Linked DNA regions of Homo sapiens: regions 2 and 3 are each linked to region 1. Evidence: chromatin loops called from intact Hi-C (ENCODE). Cell type or tissue: GM12878. All regions are shown on one strand.

What was found. Peaks named below come from ENCODE experiments on the same cell type or tissue, not always from the same donor. Only the 100,000 strongest peaks of a DNase experiment are listed, where the experiment ranks them.
Region 2: it touches region 1 in a loop (2.2-fold over the local background); 5 of 110 quality-filtered maps call a loop at or near these places.
Region 3: a loop joins it to region 1, with 4 times the contacts of the local background. A loop is called at or near these places in 5 of 110 quality-filtered maps.

Annotation. Positions count from the first base shown.
Region 1 is chr3:72,160,290-72,168,289 of GRCh38, reverse strand. All of the region lies in intron 2 of LINC00870 (long intergenic non-protein coding RNA 870), which reads right to left. Among named protein-coding and RNA genes, the nearest start is that of LINC00870, 13 kb to the right of the region's middle. RefSeq lists enhancers at 3,487-3,596, 4,107-4,376, 5,377-5,476, 5,497-5,546. In GM12878, no CTCF peak of the experiment used is centred here; DNase peaks (open chromatin) are centred at 3,859 and 3,979; H3K4me3 peaks cover 590 bases; H3K27ac peaks cover 2,815 bases.
Region 2 is chr3:72,260,613-72,268,612 of GRCh38, reverse strand. No RefSeq gene overlaps it. Among named protein-coding and RNA genes, the nearest start is that of LINC00870, 110 kb to the right of the region's middle. RefSeq lists enhancers at 1,580-1,649, 2,505-2,614. In GM12878, a CTCF peak has its summit at 3,062 (motif pointing right); DNase peaks (open chromatin) are centred at 1,473 and 2,768.
Region 3 is chr3:72,079,411-72,087,410 of GRCh38, reverse strand. The region is part of intron 2 of LINC00877 (long intergenic non-protein coding RNA 877); the gene reads left to right. It also overlaps the pseudogene CCDC137P2 and the pseudogene CCDC137P1. Among named protein-coding and RNA genes, the nearest start is that of LINC00877, 17 kb to the left of the region's middle. RefSeq lists enhancers at 1-251, 4,951-5,050 and a silencer at 5,391-5,460. In GM12878, no CTCF peak of the experiment used is centred here; a DNase peak (open chromatin) is centred at 4,840; H3K4me3 peaks cover 566 bases; H3K27ac peaks cover 4,051 bases.

The sequences.
Region 1 (8,000 bases):
CACCTCCGGCTGTGCGGCCTGGTTCCTAACAAGCCATGGACAGGTACTGGTCCATGGCCTGGGGGTTGGAGACCCCTGCCAGGAAGGGTACTTTAGATTCAATCTTGCAGGGAACCTTCGGAAACGGGGTGCATCTTGGGTGTCCTGATGAGGGGTGATATGACGAAGTATTTCTACTTGCAATTCTCACCACCTGTCACTGGTTAAGGGCTGTCCCCAGAGGGGCATACATTTTCAGGCATCGCCAGCACTTGACTGGTGCAGCAAGGCTCTAGCTGCCTGAGAGCAGCCCCTAATGAAGAAGTGCAGGGACAGACTGGTAGGAAACAGAGTCCCTCAGGAGCTGGTGTGCACAGAAACAGTGAAGGGGTTAGGTGCAGAGCTCTGAGAGTATCTACTTCACAGTCATTCACTCAACCAGCATTTACGAGAGCTACAGTGTACTGGGCACTGTCCTAGGTTCAGAGGACACAAGGATGAATGCAAACAGCCAGGTTCCCTGTTCTCAAGGAGCAACTAGACCTGACGTGATCTAGTCGGGGAGCAGGGATCTGAGCAATCCAGTTGACAAACAGATCATTACCAATTGGGATACATGGCTACAGGAAAACTATGGGGTTATGAAACAGCAGATAAGAAGACAGAAGGTGGATTGAAGTGGGTTAGAGAAGGCATTCTTCACAGTTTGGCAGGGAAACCCTTGGTATTCACCGAGAGTCTCAAAAGAGTGTGCAGGTGAACAGCTAATCTTCTCTGGTCTTTCAGTTTTTTGGGGGGTGCTAGAAGGCCTGTGCAAAAACACAACAGGTACACCAAGACCACAGATTACTTATGGTGAGAAAGATTCATGGCTACATAAATCACCTACCCAAATTTATGTTGCAATTTTTCCTAAGCAAAGCCCTATATACCACTTTAGTCCTTAAAACCTACTCAAGGTATATTTATTCACAGACATCTTGGGACTTCCATACTTTTGGTTACTACGAAACATGCGGGCTCTAGAGTCAGAGTGTCTGAGTTCAAAACTGGCTGGATCACCTAAGTAGCTGTGTATCCTTGGGCAAGCAGTTTAACCTCTCTGTGCCTTCATCTGCAGATTGGGGTACATGTACCTACCTCACACAGGTTCTTTTGTAAAGAGTAAATGGAAATGAGTTGATGCTTGCAAACTGCTTAGCACAATTTCTGGGCATACTCTAAGTACTAAAAAGGTAGCATTATTTATATTATTAGATATTATATTTGAACAGATATCCTTGATACCGTTTTAAGTGAAAAAGTGAGATTTTTCCAAGAAATAGTTTGAATGGATGTTCTCACACTTTGGCCTCAGAACCCTATACCTTTAAAACTACATGAGCCCAAAGAATGTTTTTAAAAATATGTATTTAAAATATTTATTAACTCATTAGAATAACAATAATAAACCCCTTATATGTTAACATGTGTATCATATTTTTATGAAAAATAACTATATTTTCTTAAAAGTTAGTAAAATAAAGTTGTATTGTTTTTACATTTTTGCCAATCTAATCTTTTCTTTTTTCTTCTTTTTGAGGCAAGGTCTTGCTCTGTCACCCAGGCTGGAGTACACTGGCACGATCACGGCTTACTGCAGCCTCGATCTCCTGGGCTCAAGCGATCATCCTCCTGCCTCAGCCTCCCAAGTATTTGGGACTACAGGTGCACACCACACAATTTTTTTTTTTTTTTTTTTTTTTTTTTAGCAGAGACAAGGACTCACTATGTTGCCCAGGCTGTTCTTGAACTCCTGGGCTCAAGTAATCCTCCCACCTCAGCCTCCCAAGGTGGTGTTGGGATTACAGGCTTGAGTCACCATGCCTGGCCTCAGCTTCTGTCTTAATTGAAGACAGCCAGATTCCCATATATGTTCTTCATTCAATCTATTGGGATGCGTTGTTTTGGTTAAAATGTATTTAAAAATTCAGCTTCACACAGTTGGAAACGAAAGGACGATTTTAATACCCTCTTCAGATAACTGTGGCTATTCCTTTGTGATACTATACCAAAACTCAACAAGTGGTAGTTTTTGTACTGGTTAGATGCAACATGAAATCTGAAAACCTATCAGTGAGCTTTTATATTTTATCATATTAAAATCAATCTGTCTATGTTGTGTTTTAAATGGACCTTTTACCCATGTGTGATTCTATAACATTATATCAACTATTTGGAAAATATTGGTTCACAGAGTTCTGCAGATCTACCAAATGTTGACACATTTTGTTACATAATATCAAAAGGTCGCATGTGTTCATATCCACACTGATCTTATCAGAAGAGTCTTCAAACATGGGGAAGCTGTCAAGCACATAGTGGAGGATATAAGTTTTCCAGAAATTCTGTTTTTTGATGGCAAGCTAAAATTTTTTCATTGGCAGCAATGAGAAGGCATGAGATTGCTACCTAGCCTTAGTCTCACATAAACTCAAAGCTTCCCTCCCCAACTTCTCTCTTCTTCAGTCTTTGCCATGCACCAGAGGTCCTGTCTTTCAGCAATGCTCTTCTGCAAGTGAGGTAATATTGTATTAGCTTTTGTGTGTCACTGATTTTTTTTTCTTTTACCTTTTTCTGTATAGTCTGGATAAGCCTATTGTTTCTGCATCTAACCCTGCTAGCTTCAAATTACTTTCTCCTCCTCCCTGTGGAATGGTGGATTGGTTCCCATGAGCAGTCAAAGACAAGACAGGGAACAGTATGAGGCCACCTACTGAATAGTTCTTGAATCAGTCACCTTCCCCCACTCCTAGCCACCACAACTTAGCCAGAAGCCACCATTTTCTTTGGCTGGGATTTTGGCAACAGGCTCATAACAGGTCTGCAGGCCTTGAGTCTGGAGGCCTCGCCTAGTCCATTCCCTTCTGGCAAGCCAGAGAGCAAATCTGCAGCAGTCCTGCCCCGATACCTACTGCAACCTGGGAGAAGAGCACAAAGGAGGGTGCAAGGCCCATCTCCAGCCCCACGCATGTGGACCCCACAGACTGCAAGTCCAAGAGTTGCCCACCCCTCCTGTACACACACGGTTGCCTCTCAGATTGGCCTGCTGGACAAAAGCTGTAGCAGCCTCCCTGGAGAAGGAAGAGGGACAAGAGAAAGAGGTGTGCACAGACCCTAAAGGTAGGCTCAGGATGTTTGGAGCAGGAGTTCCAAGTATGTAAAGCATGATGCATAAAGAAGTGGATGTAGGTTCCAGGTGGCGAATCCTTAGGTATCACCACTCCTCAACCAGGTTGTCGGGGAGGCAGTGGGCTCCAGGGTAGAGCCCTATAAATCACACCCTAAGCAAGAACCTCAGGTGCCCGTGTCTAAAGGTGTAACAGTGTGCAAATGTAACCTACATGACCCTTCATCATTCACAGGATCAAGTGCCCACGCCTTGGTCTACCAGGCCTCTCCCAGTCTGGCTCCTGCCTACCTGTCTTTCTTGCCCTTGACTGTGTCTGGCTCTCGTCCCTAGGTGCCCCATGCTGTCTCACTGCAGGGACTTTACAGCACGTGACCTCCTCTGGGCCTTGCCCTGGATGACATCTCATCTTTGCTGTGCTCTGCTCAGAGATCATTCTTCCCTGGCACCCCAGTCCGCCAGCTCTAGACTTAAGTCTGGGTTGGCTTCTAGTCTTTGGCCTTCACAGCTTTCATATCCTCTCTGTCCTCCACCACAACAAAGCATGACAGCTATCATTAGGCAGTGCTCACTATTTACAGCTAAGGGCACTGAGTGCTTCCAGTAACTCTATGACATGCATGCTGTGTTTATGCCCATTTTACAGGTGAGGGAACTGAGATGAAGCATCGTAACTAATTTGGCCACAGGGCCAGCTAATAAGAGAGTCAGGCTCCAAGTTTAGACACCAAGCTTTTAACCACTGTGCCAGTGATTTTCGGTCCTTAAACTTTTGAGTACAACAGAATCACTGGTGTGCACACGATTGATGTGCAGCAGAGGGGAGAGAGTAAGTTTATTAAAGTACAGACTCCTGGGCCCCACCAATCCAGAGATTCTGATTCTATAGGTCAAAGGTGGGGCCCAGAAAGCTGCATTTTTATAAGCTCCCCAGGGGATTCAGATGCAGGTATTAGGGGGAACCACACTTGGAGAATCACACACTTTCCTGCCTAACCGCAAGTCCTAAACTGCAACCCGCTAAATATAATTAGGTCTTCTGGGCTCAGCAGGGCCCCTGAGAAGGAGGAAGAAGATACTGCGTGCATCTAGCAAGTTCTCCACACCACCTGTGGTGGTGGTTGGAGTGGGGAGGGCCTTTCCCTGGGGGGAAGATACACACCCTGGTTGCATCATATAGACACAACACCAGAGCCATAATCTGGGGTGTCCAGAAGCCAGCACACCCTCCACATTCTGTGTTCAGCTCCGGCTTGGCCACAATTACCTGGAACCTGGTCTGTCTGCCCCTGCCCCACCCCTCTGGCTGCTGCTAGTTAACTGGAAGCTGTGGCCACAGGGCGTATGGGCTGAGAACATAATTAGGGAGCCCATTCCCAGCCGAACAGCCGGAGGACTTTTGTACCTTGTCCATCTCTTCTCTGAGACTTGTCAAGACACTCAGTGGTTGGTCAGCAGCCCTGACTTGGGTACCATAAAGCAGGGAGGATGGGGGGCAGCAAAGAGGACTGTGTGGTGACCTCACTGGGTGGTCTCCTTCAAGCCTTTCCAGCTCTGCCAGCAAGAACAAAGTGACAAGGCCTCTTCTTAGAAGGAGGAAAGAGATGTGTCCTCAACTCAGGGGACAGCCAGGGCGATCTGAGACACTGGGCCTTTCTTTCACCTCATTGTTTCCTCTGTCATAATTTTCAATTTTCCCCTGCCTTTCTTTCTTTCTTCTTTTTTTTTTTTTTTTTTTTTTTAGATGGAGTCTCGCTCTGTTGCCCAGGCTGGAGTGCAGTAGCGTGATCTTGGCTCACTGCAACCTCTGCCTCCCGGGTTCAAACTATTCTCCTGAGTCAGTCTCCCCACTAGCTGGGATTACAGGCATGTACCACCACACCCAGCTAATTTTTGTATTTTTAGTAGAGATGGGGGTTTCACCACGCTGGCCAGGCTGGTCTCGAACTCCTGACCTCAAGTGATCTGCCCATCTCGCCTCCCAAAGTGCTGGGATTACAGGTGTGAGCTACCGCGCCTGGCCTCCCCTGGATTTCTATTCCTTTCTTAATCATCTTCTCTGTCCCTGTCCACTTTACCTTTTGAGAGAGATTATTCCCAGAGTCCCCAGTGAGTCATCTGTAGCCAGGTTGTGACCCCCTGACCAAGCAGGGCCAATGGGATTTCCCTCCCAGTGACCTGGCCTTAGGGCTCAGACTTACAAATCAAGTCGCTTCGTGGACTAAACCTTTAAGGTGCATAGACTTGGGCTGGAGCTGCCTGTGCTGGGGTGGTTGGGGTGGCCGTGCTGGGGAGGCATTTGGGAGTCACATGTTCTGGTGTGCAAACAGAGAGCTGGGGGCTGGTCTACAGCAAAAAGCAGGCAAATGAAGCAGAGAAGGAGAAAAGTGCTCCTTAAGAACCCAAAGAGAGAGGAGGAAGAGCCCATTTGCTTCCTGCCAGCTTTCCAATTCCCAGCACCAGTCTGTTGTGAGGAATTTCTAGTCTTAAACTAGAGGATACCCAGATGAATTCTTGTCCTTGTGACCTGCAAGATAACCTAACTCCTCAGGATTGCTTTCCCTGTGTTTAAGTTAGCGCAAGTGAGTTTGTTTTGGTCAAGCAAATCATCCCTTATGAAGACAGCCCTGCCAGGAGAGGTGAGTCCTGGGCTGACACACCCGGTGAGTTACAAACACTGGCTGAGCTTGGGGCTGTGCCAGGCATAGGATTTGATGAGCAACGAAAGAGACGCTGTCTCCACTGTCCGGGAACAGTGAGGGTGAGAGGAGTCAGCGGTGCAGAGAAGCAGGGTGGGGCTTCATCCTCAGGGAACGGCATTGATAGAAGCTCGAGCAACGATCGTTCCTATTATGTATGTTAAGCAAAGGGGCTGGGGGCAAGGTCAGAATGCCAGGATTCAAACTGGAGATCTGCCAGGGGCTAACCATGTGGCCCTGCGCACATTTCTTAAACTCTAGAGACTTCAATTTTCTCAGCTATGACATACAGATGGTGACCCTTGGAGTGCACTTATACTTAGAACAATGCCTCGCACTTAGGAAGTACTCAGTATTTGTCAGCTATTATTTTTTTCTCTGGGCGTTGGGGAGGGTGCTGGCTAGAGACAAGTGTCTTGAATTATATTAGCAGGGCCATATCATTGAAGGTTTTATAGATCCAGCAAAGGAGTTTTGCTTTTATCCAGAAAAACTATGGGAAACTTGAAGAATTGTAAGCCAGCAAGGGGCCTGGTCAGATGAATGCAGGGGTTTTCAACCAGCCTCCAATCTGAAGACATTGCTAGTTGTTACAACCTGGCCAGGGGCCAGGGAGGTGCAACTGGCCTCTGGTGGGTAGAGGTCAGGGTTGCCACTAGCCATCTTACAGGGTGTAGGACAGTCTTCTAAAACAAAGAATTATTTGGCCCAAAATGTCAATAGTGCCAAGGTGGAGAAAGCCTGGATTAATGTATTATAAAGAAGAGAAATTCTCAAAGAACTTAACACAGAGCTACCATTCAACCCAGCAATCCCATTACTGGGTATATATCCAAAAGAAATTATTCTACCAAAAAGATACATGCACTTGAATGTTCATTGCAGCACTATTCACAATAGCAAAGACATGGAATCAAGTTAAATGCCCATCAATGGTGGACTGGATAAAGAAAATGTGGTACGTATACATTGTGGAATACTACACAGCCATAAAAAATGAACAAAATTATGTCCTTTGCAGCAACATGGATGCAGCTGAAGGCCATTATCCTAAGCAAATTAATGCAGGAACAGAAAACCAAATACCGCATGTTCTCACTTATAAGTAGAAGCTAAACATCGGGCACTCATGGACATAAAGATGGCAGCAATAGACACTGGAGAGTACTAGAGCAGAGAGGGAGGAGGACAAGGTTTGAAAAACTAACTGTGGGTACTATGCTCAGTATGGGGGTGATGGGATGAATTGTACCCCAAACCTCAGCATCATGCAATATACCCAGGTAACAAACCTGCACGTGTACCCCCTCCATCTAAAGTTGAAATTATTAAAAAAAAAAAAAAGAGAGAGAGAGAAGAGTAATTAATTAGAAATGAACCTTTCCCACCCCAGGGGGCTCAGTTTCCCCGTCTATCAAAAGACGCACATAGGAGGATTTAGAAGGCTGAGTGCTGTGTGGCTTCCATGCCTGACCTTCCACGATCTGCTTATTCTCCTGTTGCGATGGACCCCCTGTCCTGGACCCTTCTGACACCAGCTATGTGGTCCTGACCCTGGGCCTCCTGAGCCTCTCATTACAGATAATCCTGATGGGGCCAGAGAGTATATGAAGTAGATAGGGCTCAGGATCTACTAATCCAACCGTGGGATTAGATCCTGGCACCATCCCTTGTCAGTTATGAGACCCAGAACAATTTTCTTTGCCTCTCTGCATGTCAGTTTCTCCATCTATAGAGTAGGACTGATAACACCTCCCCAAAAGCACAGGTTCGAGGGTTTGCAAAGCTCTCATTCCAGCCCCTGGTTCATCACAGATGCTCCAACAACATCTCCAAAAATGTGAGATTGCTAAACACAAGGGGAAGGCGTGAGAAATGCAGCCAAGTCGACGTCCATTATCCACGGAGAAGTCATTGCAGACAAGCTCTCTCCAGAAGCCTGTGACAACACCCATCAGTCAGAAGGAGCTCAGGGAATGTGTGCTCCTTTGAATATGTGCTTGAACTAATCAGGGAAGGAGAGCAGGAAAACAAAAGGAACCTTCAGAGTAAGGCAGGACTTGCAAACTCAGTGCCACAAAGACCAGGGAGGCGGCCGACTGCAGGGTTAGTTATGAAATTTAATTAGTAATTACTTGAGTGAATGGCACCAG
Region 2 (8,000 bases), 100 kb before region 1:
CCTCACATGATCTCCCCTCTGTGTGCATGCACCCCTGCCTTCTCATCCTGCATTCAATTTTCCTTTTCTTATAAGGACACTGGTCAGATTGGATTAGGTGGATTAGGGCCTGCCCTACTTTGAAGGCCCTATCTCCAAGTGCGGACAGTCACGTGCTTTAGGGCCCACTTATTTGACCTCATTTAATCTTACTACCTCTTTAAAGACCCTATGTCTAAATACAGAAACATTCTGAAGTACTGGGAGTTAAGACTTCACCGTGTGAATTTTTGGAGAAAAATTCGGCCCATAGCGTTCTCCTAGGGCTTTGTAAGTGGGTGACTGATGACAACATTGAGAGGGAGACTGGGAGGAGCAGTTGTTAAACAGGAGTGGGGAAGAAACAAAGAAACAGGGGCTGGAATGCACAACCCCATTGCTGTCTTGCTTTGGTTACCTACTTGTTTTTATTTTTGTTATTATTATTTTTTTGAGACGGAGTCTTGCTCTGTCACCCAGGCTGGAGTGCAGTGGCAAAATCTTGGCTCACTGCAACCTCCGCCTCCCAGGTTCAAGTGATTCTCTTGCCTCAGCCTCCCGAGTAGCTGGGATTATAGGATTGCACCACCAAGCCTGACTAATTTTTGTATTTTTAGTAGAGATGGGTTTCACCATGTTGGTCAGGCTGATCTTGAACTCCTGATCTCAGGTGATCCACCTGCCTTAGCCTCCCAAAGTGCTGGGATTACAGGCGTGAGCCACTGCACCCAGCAGCTACTTGTTTTTAATTTCCAGACTCTCCTGCTCAGTTCTATTAGTCTCTGAGAGTATCCTGTTCTTGTTTAAAGGATATGTTATCTTTTCTTTCTGAGGAATTTTTTTTTTTTTGAGACGGAGTCTCGCTCTGTCACCAGGTTGGAGTGCAGTGGTGCAATCTCGGCTCACTGCAACCTCCGCCTCCCGGGTTCAAGTGATTCTCCTGCCTCAGCCTCCCGAGTAGCTACAGGTGCACACCACTACACCCAACTTGTTTTTGTATTTTTAGTAGAGACGGGGTTTCACCATGTTGGCCAGGATGGTCTCGATGTCTTGACCTTGTGATCCACCCCCCTCGGCCTCCCAAAGTGCTGGGATTATAGGCGTGAGCCACCACACCCGCCCGGAGGATGTTTTTGAAAACCTTCTTCTGCTTCTCTGTTTCTCCCTTTTAGTCTGTTTTGGTTTCTGTGAAGGTGGAAATACTGTTCACATGTCTAGGGGGATGCAGTTGTCTGAAAAACCTGTGGGTGGGCATTTTTTCCAAAGAGTCCCTGATATGGTTTGGCTGTGTCCCCACCCAAGTCTCACCTTGAATTGTAGCTCCCATAATTCCCACGTGTTGTGGGAGGGACCTGGTGGGAGGTAATTGAATCATGGGGGTGGTTTCCCCCATAGTGTTCTCATGGTAGGAGTAAATCTCATGAGATCTGATGGTTTTATAAGGGGAAACCCCTTTTGCTTGATTCTCATTCCCTGTTTGTCTGCCACTATGTAAGATGTGGCTTTCACCTTCCGCCATGATTGTGAGGCCTCTCCAGCCATGTGGAACTGAGTCCATTAAATCTCTTCTTCTTTATAAATTACCCAGTCTCAGGTATGCCTTTATCAGCGGCATGAGAAAAGACTAATACAGTCCCCAAATATCAAATTCCTTGGGTCTTTGCTTTTGGCTCAGCCAGCCTCCCTGGGGAAGAAGCATCTAAGGGTCTGCTTGGGGTTGACAGTGTGTGTGTGTGTGTGTGTGTGTGTGTGTGTGTGTGTGTGTGTGTGTGTGTTGGGGGCCATAGTCACGGGATGCTGAGGAGCTAGAGGATGGCACTGTGGAGCTGAGTTGGAGATAAGGGTCTGAGCCTCACTCTTCAATGGACTGACGCTCATTTACTCCCCTGTTTTCAGTACAGTTCCTCATTCCTATCCTTAGTAGGGTCTGGTGTCCCCTAAACCAGCATCCTTGGCATAGCATCTGCTGAGAGTCAGCTACGCATTTGCAGCTGCAGAGCTGGGGCACTTGCCTGGTAATGTGGGCCTGGGGAGAAGATAGGGGAAGGGAGTGGTTAAGCTTGTAATGACTTTCAACCACCCTTCCCAGCCTGCCTCCAGAGGTACCTGGTACCTCCAGTTCCAGAAGCTTCCAAGATTCAGCACTGCATGATCTCTCCTTATTTGCTGCTGTCTCTGCAGGCACTTATTAGAGAGGAGAAAGCCAAGATCCAAATCGGCTGTCCTTTTCTGTCCATTCTCCATCCCCGTAAACTTCTTGACATTTCCTATTTGCTGTTGTTCCCTCTCCTGTTTATGTCTTATTTGTTTATAGCTTTTTTATTTTCTCCCCCTGACTCTAGTGAGTTTTGAGGACTGAGCAGAGATCACCATCTACGTGGTTAGCTGGAAGTTCGCTTCCTCTCTTAGACTTAGTCTCCTCCTCTAGAAAGTGGGGCTAGTAATAGTTTCTACTTCAAAGTCTGTGGGAGTTAAGTGAGAGAGTGCATGGAGCATGCTTAACATGTGATCTGGCAAAAATATCCAATAAATACTAGGAAAAACAGCCAAACAAAATTATTGGCCTTGTTCTTGGGTCCTTGTAAATTCCTAGAAACAGTGACATAGTTCAAACCACAGAGCAGAGCTTCTAGCTTAACGTTCTGCTTGCCCACGTCTGATGCTTGCCTTTCCCCTAATACTGAAAAAAGAAGCAAAACTTGGCATTTACCCACAAAGAAAGGTAGACCAAAGCAACACTCTTCAAGCTTTACTGCGTATTCCACTCACTCGGGCTCTTATTAAAATGCTGATTCTGACTCTGTTGCTTTGGGGTGGCTGAAGAATTTGCATTGGTGCTGATGCTTCTAGTCCTGCTGGTACAAAGACCACACTACGAATTGCAAGAGACTAACTGGTAGAAACTTATCCTGTGGGCCAAGACAGAGCAGGAAAAGGGGAGATGTCCTCCTGGGACTCCATTGGCTGGTGGTCTTTTAATGGGGGCTTTTGTCCTTCAGGATTGAAATCTAGTGGGAATACTGTGGGTTCCTCTAAGTGGCCACAAGATGTCATAATGTCATTACATGAATTCTCCCAGAAAGGTTCAAGTCTGGGTGTCAAGTTACATCCCTTAAAGCAGAAAATGGAAAGTGGCAGCTATCTAATCAGTGCTGCTTCTGGGATCATCCTCGGTCAAACCTTCCTCCCCAGGGTAGATGTCAGGCTGATGGCAGAATCTTTGTCTTACCATCTTTTCCCACTCCGACTTTGTTAATAGAGTCACGTGAGAATCACGTGGGCCCTAGAAACAGGGTCTGCCATGAGAGAAGACTGTTCTCTTTAGAAACATAAAGTTCAGAATTTCCTATGGTATAGCTCACAGAACCACAATCTGGAGGGATGCTTTTCATAAACAAAGGTCTTCTCGAACAAATCAGTTGGGGAAATACTTCATGTTCCATCTCCTTCTTTAGATGTCCTAGATTCTGAAGATGATCATGTCAAAGGCTTTGGTAAGACCTGCAAGAATCCATCCTGGTTGATATCAGTTACTCCTGTGCTTCTCAAACACCTTCAACCATGTCAATCCTCCTCCCTGCCATGAATACCATTAAAACCTACAAAGTATTTTAGGTTTTAATGCAACTTTAGCAGAACCAGTGGTTGTACTTTCACACTGGAAATGGAGGCCCATGTGGCGCACTTAGGGCAGGGTAGGGAAGAGAGATGAGTTTGAGGTCACCTGGCTAGAAACATGAGCTCGCTGCATTTCGGAAGCATCAGACAAACAACATCATCTCTACCATGATCATGGCCTCGTGTACTTTCTTCTTCATATTAGTTGTCTGACTTTATTTACTCTCCCTAACCATTAGGTGAAACCGTAAGAAATTGCTGTTTGTGGAGGTAGGGAACAATCAAATGCCAACAATTTCACATGGTTCCAGCTGGACTAGCGATTGGTACACTATGGTCTGTGGGCCAATCTGCCCCAGCCCTGTGTTTGTGAATTAAGTTTGATTGAAACATAGGCATCCTCTTTTGTTCACGTATTGTCTATGACAACTTTCACGCTTTGCTGGCAGAGTTGGGGAGTTGCCACAGAGACCGCCAGGCCAGTAAAGCCACATTATTTACTATCTGCCCTTTTACGGAAAGGTTGCTGCCCCCAGTGTAACTGCTAGGTAGCTCCTTGAGGAGAGAATCCACAGATGAGAATCATTTTTGTAGCTTTTCTGCTCCCCACAGCAACACTGCACCTGTAAATAGTAGGCGCTTATTAAGTATTACAGTCTATTTTCTGCTGCTGTAACAGAATACCACAGACTGGGTAATTTATAAAGAAAAGACATTTATTTAGCTCATGGGTCTAGAGGCTGGAAGTCAAAGGGCATGGTGGTGGCACCTGCTTGGCCATCTGATGAGGGCCTTCTTGTGGCATCATAATGTGGCAGAAAGCCTCACGTGGTGAGGAAGCGTGCACATGTGATGGAGAGGAAACTCATCCTTTTATTCGAGAACGCTCCTGTGATAACTAACCTGCCCCTGTGGAAACTGCATTAATCCATCCGTGAGGGCAGAGGCCTCATGACCTAATGATCTCTTAAATGTCCCAACTCTTAATACTGTTGGAATGGCAATTCAATTTTGACATGAGGTTTTGGAGGGGACATTTGAACCATAGCAATCAGTACTGGATACAGAAAAAAGCCACGAGCCTTATTCCTGGAGAAGGATGATACCTGATCTTTCATCTTCTTCTCCAGACCTTTGGCTTCTGTGTCTTGACTCACTCCCAGATGTTTGGCAGGCAAGCTCCTACTGCTGCCAGTGAAGTCAGCTTCCTCCTTTTTGAGGAAAAAATTCTCCAAAAAGTCTCTAAGAGCCCCTGGACATCAATCAGCTAGCTCTTAGAGCTGTGTGGATGAGGATGTATAAATGAAGCAAACATATGGATTATATTTCCATCAAAATACACACAGGCTCCGAAATTCAGTGGGAAAGAGCTTGGCAAGGTCATTCCATTACTTGGCCATTTCCAAAACTGTTTGAGGAAAGTCTGATATATTTGATAAACCTCAATCACAGTGTGGAATTAACCTTTCTCTCCCCAGACTGTGCAGGAAGCTCAGAAGGAGTGGGGAGAAGGCCACTAGATTGAACTACTCCTTCCAAAGCTTCTTGAATCTGACTCAGCGAATCATTGGCAGCTACTTGTGTCCTTTAGGGAGTATATTTCTTTAATCCCCCATGGACGGGCAAAATGGGGGCAATGGTATAATTTGCTAGGGTGGTATTCTCATTTTCCTTCTGATAGATGCCTAGTGTTGTTTAAAAAAAAACTAAATTAAAAAAATTGATTACACACCATACATGTTTATTGTCAAGAAAATGAGAAGAGACAGATGAGCAGAAAGAAGAAAATCACAACTGGTCTAGTGTCATTTGACAGTGATGAGGCAGCCAAACAGTCATTGTATGCTTACATATTTGAGCAGAGCTGGGGGAAAAATTGGGGAATAAGAATGATCTTGCTTAAAGTGCAAGGGACCTTTGGAGGCTGAGAAGACATGAACACATTCTTAGGGCAGAGATGAGGAGCTAGGGGGGTGGGAGGCATCATTCCCTGATTTGGATTCTGTTTTAAGCCTTTCAGTTTGGTAATTTGAAGGATTCTGCCCTTTGCCCTAAGCCACTGTGCCTTTTAACTCTGGGGCGAGTCAGGAATTTGGCTCTCTGCACCAGGAAAACATGAATTACTGTAACTTTTTGTGGGCCGATTAGACTGTGAAAATAATAATATTTTTGGCAGCACAATTGAAGGGACGGGGCTGCTGGCAGAATAGAATCATTTACTGCCTTGACTAGCAAAAGTCCCACTCGTGCCAGTAAACACCAGAAATGGGAGATGGGGAGGTTGACTTCACCCTCACTTGTGCCTCTTATTTTGTGCTCATTGCAAGGTGTACCTCTGTTATTTTTTGGTGCAATGCAAGACCCTGCTGAAGAGTTACCTTACCTTCAAACAGTTTCCAGACTCTCTTTCCCTTTATACCTCCCCCTCCAGAGGATTGAATGCTGTATAGTTCTCTTCCCGCTTTCCTTGCAGCCAGAGTGGCTGGGCTACCCAGATATAGCCTGTGAGTCTTCTTGGTGCAGCATTTGGGAAATCTTCCTTTTTCCTGCGCAGAAGTGATTGATGCTTTTAGGTTGGTGCAAAAGTAATTGCAGTTTTTGCCATTAAAAGTAATGGCAAAAATCGCAATTACTTTTGCACCAACCTAATATTTTCATAAGGCCAGCTTATTCCCAACTTAAGCATGGATGAGGTGCCTGGAGCTGAAGCAGCCATCTTGTGTCCACAAGAGAAAAGCCTAGAGAATCACAGAGGTTGGTCCTGAAATCATTGAAATCAGTGTCAGTGACTGCCTTCCTTCAGACCTTCTGTTAAGTGAGAAAATACCCCATTTTCTATTTAAAGCAGCATGAATCAGGGTTTCTGTTATTTGCAACCAAATGGCGTCTTGGCAGATGCACCACATGACCCGCTCAGCTTGGCACAGAGACAGATGCCCATCATCGTTTATAAACTTAGTTGTGGCAAAAATATACTTTATATTTTGTTCCAAGTTTGGTGACTGTGTCTAGGTCTCAGCAGGGAACTGATGATATACTCAAACAGCATAATTAAAGAAAGTTTAATGAAGGCACCAGTGGCAAGGGTATTGGAAGATTTAGGGTAACCACAAGAGATTGGTTAGTGCCCTGGGGCTTCCAGCTGGGAGCTGTTCTCACCCTTAGGCTAACAGGGCAAGGAAAGGAGCCAGAAAGAGGAGTGAGAGAAGGCTGCCTGACAGGAGTGTGCCCTGGGGTGGAGGGATGCTGCCAACTTGCAATGCAATAAGCACCCTGGCCTCTCTCTTTCCACCCACCAATCTCCTGCCAGTAGTCCCCTCTTCTCCATGGGGAGTATGTTCCCAGATCCCTAGTGCGTGCCTGAAACCATAGAATACTACTGAACCGTACACACACACACAGACACACACACATATATATATATAGCACGATTTCTTTTTCATTCTTCACAATTTCACAGATGCAAGATTCATTCTTACCACAGATCTTAGCAACCTCGCCATACAATCTTTTTCTTTCCTTATTAAGTCGTGAACTTTCATCTTTTCACTTGAAGGAAGCACTTTACAGTTTCTCTTTGGCATACCTGAATTGCCAGCATCAATACTCTTGCACTTTGGGGTCATCATTCACTAAAATAAGGGTTCCTTGAACACAGGCACTGGGATAGCACGAGAGTCGATCTGATCACCGAGAGGGCTACTAAGTGACTAGACGGTGGGGATTGTAGACGGCGTGGATCCAATGGACAAAGGAAGGATTCATGTCCCAGGTGCGCTGAAGTGGGAGAGTACAAGATTTCATCATTCTACTTGGAATGGTGCACAGTGGAAAATGTATGGATTTTTTATTTCTGTGATTTTTTTCCATTTAATATTTTGGGACCATGGTTGACTGTGGGTAACTAAAATCATGGATAAGAGGTGACCACTGTACTAAGAAGAAGCCAGAGGACTCCGTACGGGGCGGCCTTCCAGGACACAGAGCAGGGTAGAGGAAAATGGCAGGTGAATCTGGAGGGGCACACAGGAGTCTCCAGCGTGGTGGCCCACTCATGAAGGGTCTGAGGCATTCCAGGGAGCTGTGCTCCACCACTTCAGAACCACTGCTCCAGCTCCAAAAGCTTCGCCTTGAACTTGGAGTGCTCTTTGCTCTGTGTCTTCTCTCCAAGAAGTGGTCTCCACCCTCTGGCCAGTGCCCCGTGGCTGCACCTCCAGCTCTGCCTGGCCTGCGGCTAGGGAGGCTTTTGCTGAAGCTGTTCATGGCCAGAGCACCCACTGGGCTGGCTGCCTGGCACAATTCAGGATGCTAATTGGGCACCCGGCAGCTGCGTGGAGTGCTCTGGAATCAGATTGGTTTTTAAA
Region 3 (8,000 bases), 81 kb after region 1:
TTTTCCTCCTTTTTCTGCCAGACTTTATCTAGTCGTCGCTTCTGGAACACTTTTTTTGCTTTTTTCAGCTCAGACTTCTCCTTGGGAGCTGCCTGGACCTCTGGCTGCTGGGTGGCCTGGTTCTTGCTGAGGAATAGCATGTGCTGGATAAGGCCTAGTCGGACTCCCCCTTCCTCTGCTTGAACTTGGGGACGGCAATGTCGGGCTCCACTCCCTTTGCTTCCTTTTCCAGTGTCTTTCTGAAGCCCACCTGGGCCGCTTTCTTCCTCTTCTTGTTACCGGTCGGATTTTTCATCTCCCAGCGGCTCCTCATAATCTCCCGGAGCTGGAAGGGGATCTCCTGTTTGTCCTGGGTTTTGGGCTTGCAATTCACTTTCTCCTCTTTGCTGTGAATCCTGGACCACGGGGCTGGGCACTGCTTCCCCAGCAGCTGCACTTGCTGCCGGCTGCTGCTCCCGCCGGGGACTCCCAGGACCCGCCGGCGCCCTGGGCACCGCTGCCCCACCTCCAGCTTGTGCCATCCCCACGCTGGAAGCTTCCCTAGCGAAGCCACTTCCACATTCCTCCATTTTTTAAAGTGATTAAGAAACACTGGCTAAAACTTTTTCAGTTGTAAGCAATAAAACCCAATTCAAACTGACTTACGCAAAAATGAAGTTCAGGAGTCTGGACTTCAGGTATTGCCAGATCCAGAGGTTCAGATACTATCAGCAGTGCTTTTTCTATCCATATTACACACAGACTGTCTCCAAGTAGCTGTCCGTGAGGGCTCCTATGAGTGTCATTTACATCTTACTGCCAGCTATCTGGGAGGATTGTGAAACACTGCCCAGCTCTAACAAGCCTAGATTAGACAGCAGTGTAGGCGCTAAGACTCCCACGTATATGGACAGAGAAGATAAAAGACCTTCAGCCATTTCACAGTGCTGCCTGGGGAGGGCTCATTTTCTCCTCATATTCTAGGAGAACAAGAAAAACAGGGCTTCGTAATCTGGTAGGTATAAATTCAAATCTAAGATCTACCAGTTACTAGCTCTGTGATCCTTAAAGTTCTTGAAGCTTTGGTTTTTCATCTGTAAAATGGAGGTAGTGGTAGTCACCCGTAAGATTGTTGCTAGGATTAGTTGAGACCATGCATGTAAAGTTTCCCACAGAGCACCTGCACATGCTATATCTAAAAGAGGAGAGGAGGAGGAGGAGGATTGTAAGTGGGGGATGCTTATTTCCTGTTTCCAGAGAGGGGAGGACACCTGCCCTCTCCAAATGTTTTCTGCTCTTGTGTTGTTTTGCTCAAGGTTGAAATCCCCAGGATAGAAACTCAGATTGGCCAAGCTTGGGTGATGGGAAAGGACAGGTGAAGTCAGTGCACCTTGCTTGACCCACCAAGACCACCCAAATCGGGGTGGAGTGGTTCCCCAGAGGAAAATTGGGTGCTGTTAGGAGAAAGGAGGGGGCAGACACTGGGTAGGAAAAGTTGCAGATGTCCACCGCAGGCATCCTTCGATGCAGTATGCCAGGAAGCCCTGATCCATACTTTCTTCCCCTCACCCCCTTGTGTCTATTTTCTCCTCTAGTGGGATCTGCAGAGAAGGAGGAGTAGGTGATTGTGGCTGACACAGTCAATTGCCTCCCCCAAGGACCTTTCCCACCTTCTTTTAGCTGGCTAAGTTCAAGAGTTGACCATCTCTGGCCTGCTCTGCCTGATGTGTGCTATGTGCTCGGCTCTGCTGACTCCCAGGGGCCTCCATCACAAGGCGAGCCAGGGTCATCAGCTGTCTTAATAAGTGGTGTTCAGGGACAGGGTAATGGGACCCAGCCCTTCCTAAGGTGTACCTGGGCTGCGACTCAGAATGGATGTTCAGAACAAAGAGACACAACTGTGAGTGACCCCAGGCCCCACAGGCTGACCGTCAACCAGGCCCTGGCCCTAGTCCATCGGGCACTCAACCCTTGCAAGACGTGGACCCGCTGATGCCCAACGTGTGAACGAGTACCTGGAGGCCTCACCCCCACGCTGCTAGCATGGCCAGAGAAAAGGATCTGCCTGCCTCTCCCCCACCCAGGTGTGGCAGCTCCTGGTGCCAGTTTTCCAGGAGTGTGGCCAGGCCCCAGGTCTCTGCATCACAGCTGTGGCTCTGGCTTCTTCCAGGAAGTGAGGTGGGGTCGCTCCCCATGCAGCTGCAGCTGCTGCTGCTTCAATGCTCTGTAAGCCTGCACTGCCAGTTCTCTCTCCTCCCCTACAATCCGCTGGTGGGCCAGGGAGACAGGGGCAAAGGGCTCCTCCCCAGCCCCAGGAAGGGGATATCACTTGGACTCACCAGATCATGGTAATTCCATTGCCAGCAACTGTGGGTACATGACTATTATAGCGAGTGGGATTTAATGGAATACCCTCTGGGCACCTCTGGGAGAGTTGTTCCTCCTGAATAAAAAGATACATGGGCCAGGCACGGTGGCTCCTGCCTGTAATTCCAGCACTTTGGGAGGCCAAGGCAGGTGGAATACTTGAGGTCACGAGTTCAAGACCGGCCTGGTCAATGGTGAAATCCCGTCTCTACTAAAAATACAAAAATTAACTGGGCATGGTGGCACAAGCCTGTAATCCCAGCTACTTGGGAGACTGAGGCAGGAGAATTGCTTGAACCTGGGAGGTGGAGGTTGCAGTGAGTCGAGATCATGCCATTGCACTCTAGCCTGGGAGACACAGCAAGACTCTGTCTCAAAAAAAAAAAAAACCGCAAGGAAGAAAACCCCATCTCTTCTTCAGGCTGATGTTTCTGGGTTCACATGTGATACGTGGAACAGTGGCAGCCTTCAGCCTTTCTGGAATAATGAAGAGACAAGCCCAAGAACAAAGCCAACATGATGAGGATGGCAGGACAGAAAGACGGGGAGAGGCTAATCCTTATTGAAGTCAGTCATTGGCTGAGCTATCCATGGATACTACCTCCAGACTTCCTTTGATGCCTTACTGCCTAAACTACATTCAGGTGGGTTTACTCATACCCTAGCCAAAGCATCTCAGTGATACATATATATGCTCATCTATTTCTAAATCTCCAACAAGGGTAAGGAAGCCTTTTAGGTCAGTGGTTCTCAAAGTGTGGCCCCTGGACCAGCAGTATTGACATCACCTGGAAACTTACTAGAAATGCATATTCTTGGGCCCCATCCAGTTCTTGTCAATCTGAAAGGGAATGGGTGCAGCAGCAATCGTGCTTTCACAAGCACTCCAGGTCATTGTGATGCATGCTACAGTTTGCCAACCTCTGCTTTATATACTACTCTGTTGTCATACTGATATCAGAACTGACCACTGGGAGTGAGAGCACCACTCATTATTCCATCCAACTTACCTTTTTCTATCATTGCTTCATTTGATTCTGCTATCCCTAAAACAAACAAACAGAAAAACAAGAAAAAGGACAAGGAAAAAAAAAAGGGAGAGAAAGAGAGAGACAGAAAGGATTTGAAAACCGTTGGCCAAATAAACCTTTTGCTTTGAGTTTCAATCTGCTGACTCTGGGTCATCAGCTCCTTCCAAAAAAGACTTTGGGTGTCTGCAGAAACCTGTAGTTACTAGAATGTGGTGGACATTTCCAAAATATTTAGAAACACTAATAATCACTGTTATCAATAATGCTCCATAGGGATCTCCCTTGAGCTACTGGAAGTGAAGTTAGCAAGGAACTTAGAGAGGCGTGTACTGCCTGGGGTGAGCAAAGAGAATTTGGAGGGACAGAGGAGCCCTGAGAATAATGTTAGAAAAAAAAGGAATGAAAAACTTGCTGCAAAAAGGAGAAAAGAAGGAAAGAAAGAAAAGAAAAAGAAAATGATTCTCATCAGGGAAGCCAGTGAAGATGGATTTGTTTTCCAGGACTCAATACATTTAGACAAAGGAGCGCAGAGAGGAGATCCAGGTTTAGGGGTGGTTTGAGCAAGGTGTCCAGGAGGGAAGGCAGGGGCACGTCTGGACACCTGGGCAGCCATGGATAACGGAGAGAACAGGTCGTGGGAGTGATGCTGTGTGGGAGGAAGAATGCCTCCACAGGATTAGACTCTGGCACCACCCCCTACTAACTTTGGTCTTAGGCAGCTTCCCGAGCTTCTCTAAGCTTCAGTTTCCTCAACAGCCAATGGGCTCAGTGATTCTTATCTCACAGCTTGTTGGAAGGTTTACATAAATCAACGTACTATGATCTGAACTGCATATCCCCCAAATTTATATGTTGACGCACTAACCACCAATGTGTCGAATTTGGAGATAAGACTCTCGGGAGGTAATTGAGGCTAGATGAGGTCAAGGGAAAGGAGCCTCCATGATAGCATTGGTGGCTTTATAAGAAGATGAAAAAACAGAGAGAGAGAGAGAGAGAGAGAGTTCTCTCTCTTTACCATACAAGGACACCACAAGAAGGCAGCTGTCTACAAGCCAGGAAGAGGGCCTTCACCGGAACCAGAATCAGCCAGCACCTTAATATTAGACTTCCAGCCTCCAGAACTGTGAGAAAATAAATGCCGGTTGTTTAAACCACCCAGGCTATGGTATTTTGTTATGGCAACCTGGACTGACTAATACACAAGGTATATTAAGGACCTTGCATAGTGTTTGGCTCATTCTAAATGCTCAATAAATAAATAAGATTCATAACAATGAATATATTAATTAGCAATAAGTTAGGAAAATGAGATTGCCAAGGTCTTTGAATGACTAAACTGAGTATGTAATTTATTATCTGGACCATGGGGAGTTTCTGAGCAGGAAACAAAAAGAGGAAGCATATGTGTGCATAGCTCTGAGGTCAGTGTGACAATAGGGCATTACATAAGGCGGGATTCAGCAAACGTGAGGGTGCGTCAGGATCACTTCGAGGGCTTGTGAAAATATAGGTTGCTGCCACCTCTACTTTCTCTTTCAGATTCAGCAGGTCTGGGAAGGGGTTCAAGAATTTGCATTTCAAGTAAGTTCCCGGGAGATGCTGATGCTGCTTGTCTAGGGACCAGACTTTAAAAGAGGGAAGAAGAAAGATAAAGAGAGAAAAAACAGACAGAGACATTAGCATGACCTTTGGTCTGGAATGGCAGCAGAATGCTTGCTCTGCAGACATTCAGTCCACACTGTGATGGATGACGGAGAACGGAGGTGGTGCCTGGAGCTGCCAAAAGTAATTGCTTCAAGCATTGCACGCAATTATGGCATTGGTTTTTTTGGTTTTGTTTGGCTTTAAGGGTAAACCACTATAATTAGAAAACTTGCAAAATCCTGACTTACAAAGTGAGCAGATTTTCAAATCAGAGAAACTTCGTTTTCATGCCTTCTCCAAGTTGTGGATCACTGCTCAGAGATGACTATTTGGGGCCGGTTGCTAAGACTGTTACTAGTTGCAAGGTAATATCATACACAGTGCTGGTAAGGTCAGCTTGAGCTGCAGGCCCATTAGGATGTTTGGTTGAATGTGTGATGGTAGGAGTGAGATGGTCTGGTTTTTTTGTTGTTGTTTTTTTTTGTTTTTTTGTTTTTTTTTTTTCTGATTTTTCTTAGGACCCTGAGGTGAACATATGTGGTTTATTCCACATAGTGCTTATTTCTTCTTTACATTTGTACCTGCACTCTCCCTTTATCTTTCTTTGGGAAAATCCTTGTCACTGCATACTTCTTCTTCTTCTTTTTTTTTTTGTTGACAGAGTTTCACTCTGTTGCCCAGGCTGGAGTGCAGTGGTGTGATCTCAGCTCAGGCCAACCCCTGCCTCTGGGGTTCAAGTGACGCTCCTGCTTCAGCCTCCTGAGTAGCTGAAATTACAGACACGCATCACCACACCCAGCTATTTTTTCTATTTTTAGTAGAGACGGGGTCTCGCCTTGTTGGCCCTCAAACTCCTGACTCCAGGAGATCTGCCCACCTTGGCCTCCCAAAGTTTTGGGATTATAGGCATGAGCCACCACGCCTGGCACACTGCATACTGCTATATGGTGTCTGTCAGGCTGCTAAACTCCTCAGTCTTCCCGTAAGCCACAAGGTTGGCCATGGGATCGAGGTCTGCCCAATCCTAGTGTCTTCTCCCTTCAGACCCTGTGACTGGGCTAAGGAAGCTTGTGACCAGACCAGCCTATCAGAATCCTTCTCTGGGATTCATCCATAAACCAAAAGTAAAATTCTAAGTCCTCAGCCATTTTGATGGACCCCATCTCTTGGCCAAGGCATTCCAAAGTTAACCAGAAAAACTAGTTCAGGCCATGATGGGAAGAGGGAGTCAGACATGCTTCACCAAACCGTCCTCCCCTTTTGGAATTCAGGCTCACCTGACCAGCATTAACATCAACTCAACCTTAAGACTGATAGAACAGACGTTTTAAGTGTGATAAGAAACATTTACAATCTATTCTGTCTGCAGCCTGCCACCTGAGGCTTCATCTACATGATAAACCTTGGTGTCTACAATGCCTTATCACAACCCAGACATTCCTTCTGTTGATCCCAGGTCTTTAGATAATAACTCTTTCAACCAAATGCCAATCAAAAAGTCTCTGAATCTGCCTATGACCTGTGAGCGCCCCCGCTTCCAGTTGTCCTGCCATTCCAGACCGAACCAATACACATCTTACATGTATTGATTGATCTTCTTATGTCTCCCTAAAATGTAGAAAACCAAGTTGTAGCTCAACCACCTTGGGCACATGTTCTCAGGATCTCCTGAGGGTTGTGTCACAGGCCATTGGTCACTCATGTTTGGCTAGAATAAATCTCTTCAAATATTTTACAGAGTTTGACTCTTTTTGTTGACACACCTTTGGGCACCAGAAGAGAGAAATCACTGTTTCCTTGGACGGCCCTAAGATGTGATGATGTGAGTGAAGGATGCAGTTCACCCAACCCCATAAATGAATGGAGTCCTCTTGTAAGAGGGAATCAGCCCCAACCTACAGAGAAAAGAGAAGCTAAGTCTATGCAGGGGAGGGAGAAAGGGGGAAAGGAAGGAAGAAGAGATGGGGAGGGAGGAAGGGACAGTGGAAAAGAGGAAGGCAAGGGGAGGGAAAAGAGATCCTTGTCATTCGATTCACTAGCATCCCAAGGCTAATACCACATTCAAATTTTCACTCGCATGAGTCAAAAAAACTTCCCCATTTTACTTAAGCTTTGAGTTGGTTTCTGGCACTTTTAACTGAAAAGGTCTGAATAATAAAGTTCATCAATCCACTTGTAACCTAACTTCTAGAATTCAGGTTGTGCTGGGAAATTGCTAATTCAAAACTCAAGTGCCTACATCAGCGTGGGAAGGAGTCCTTTGGAGCTGTCTGAAATTTCAGGGCATTGTCCCCATTGGAAGCTTTGAACATTACACTTAGAAATGCTAATGAGAAAGAGAGAAAAGAGGGAGAGAGAGAAGGTTTAACCAATTTTCAAAAGCCAAAGTCAGTCTTTTTAGGAGAGAAAGGGGAAGAAAAAGGGATGGAAGACACTGGGAGTGTTTTTAGTGGCTGAGACAATGGAGGGTCTTCCTTACCAGGTAGTGAGGAATTTTTCCTACAAAAAAGACACGAGTGGCTTTTGTATTTGTAGACAGGACTAACCCTCCTGGGGGTGAGCTGATCAAGGTGAAATTATATAACCTATACAGTTAACTAAAGTGAATTCATCTCCATGCCCTCAGCAAGAAGAGTGAAAAAGAGGGCTGACATGGTGTTGGTTCTGCCCATCCTCACCTGCAAGGGGCATGTGAGAGCTGAAGTAATCAGATTTACTTCCTACCTCTCACGGTGCAAGCACCTCACTGTGCTAGTGGGCATTTGAAGGGATTTTCCAAATGCACCTTTAACTGTACACAATTTTCATCTTTGTAGAAATTTAGAACCCGACTCCCTAAATAACATGAGACATCACCATCACAGGCCTCATATTACAAGCCTGTACAGAGGGTGTGTGTGTGTGTATGTGTGTGTATGTGTATGTGTGTGCATATGTGTGTGTCTCAGAATATATCTGATGGTTATTTGAAGCTCA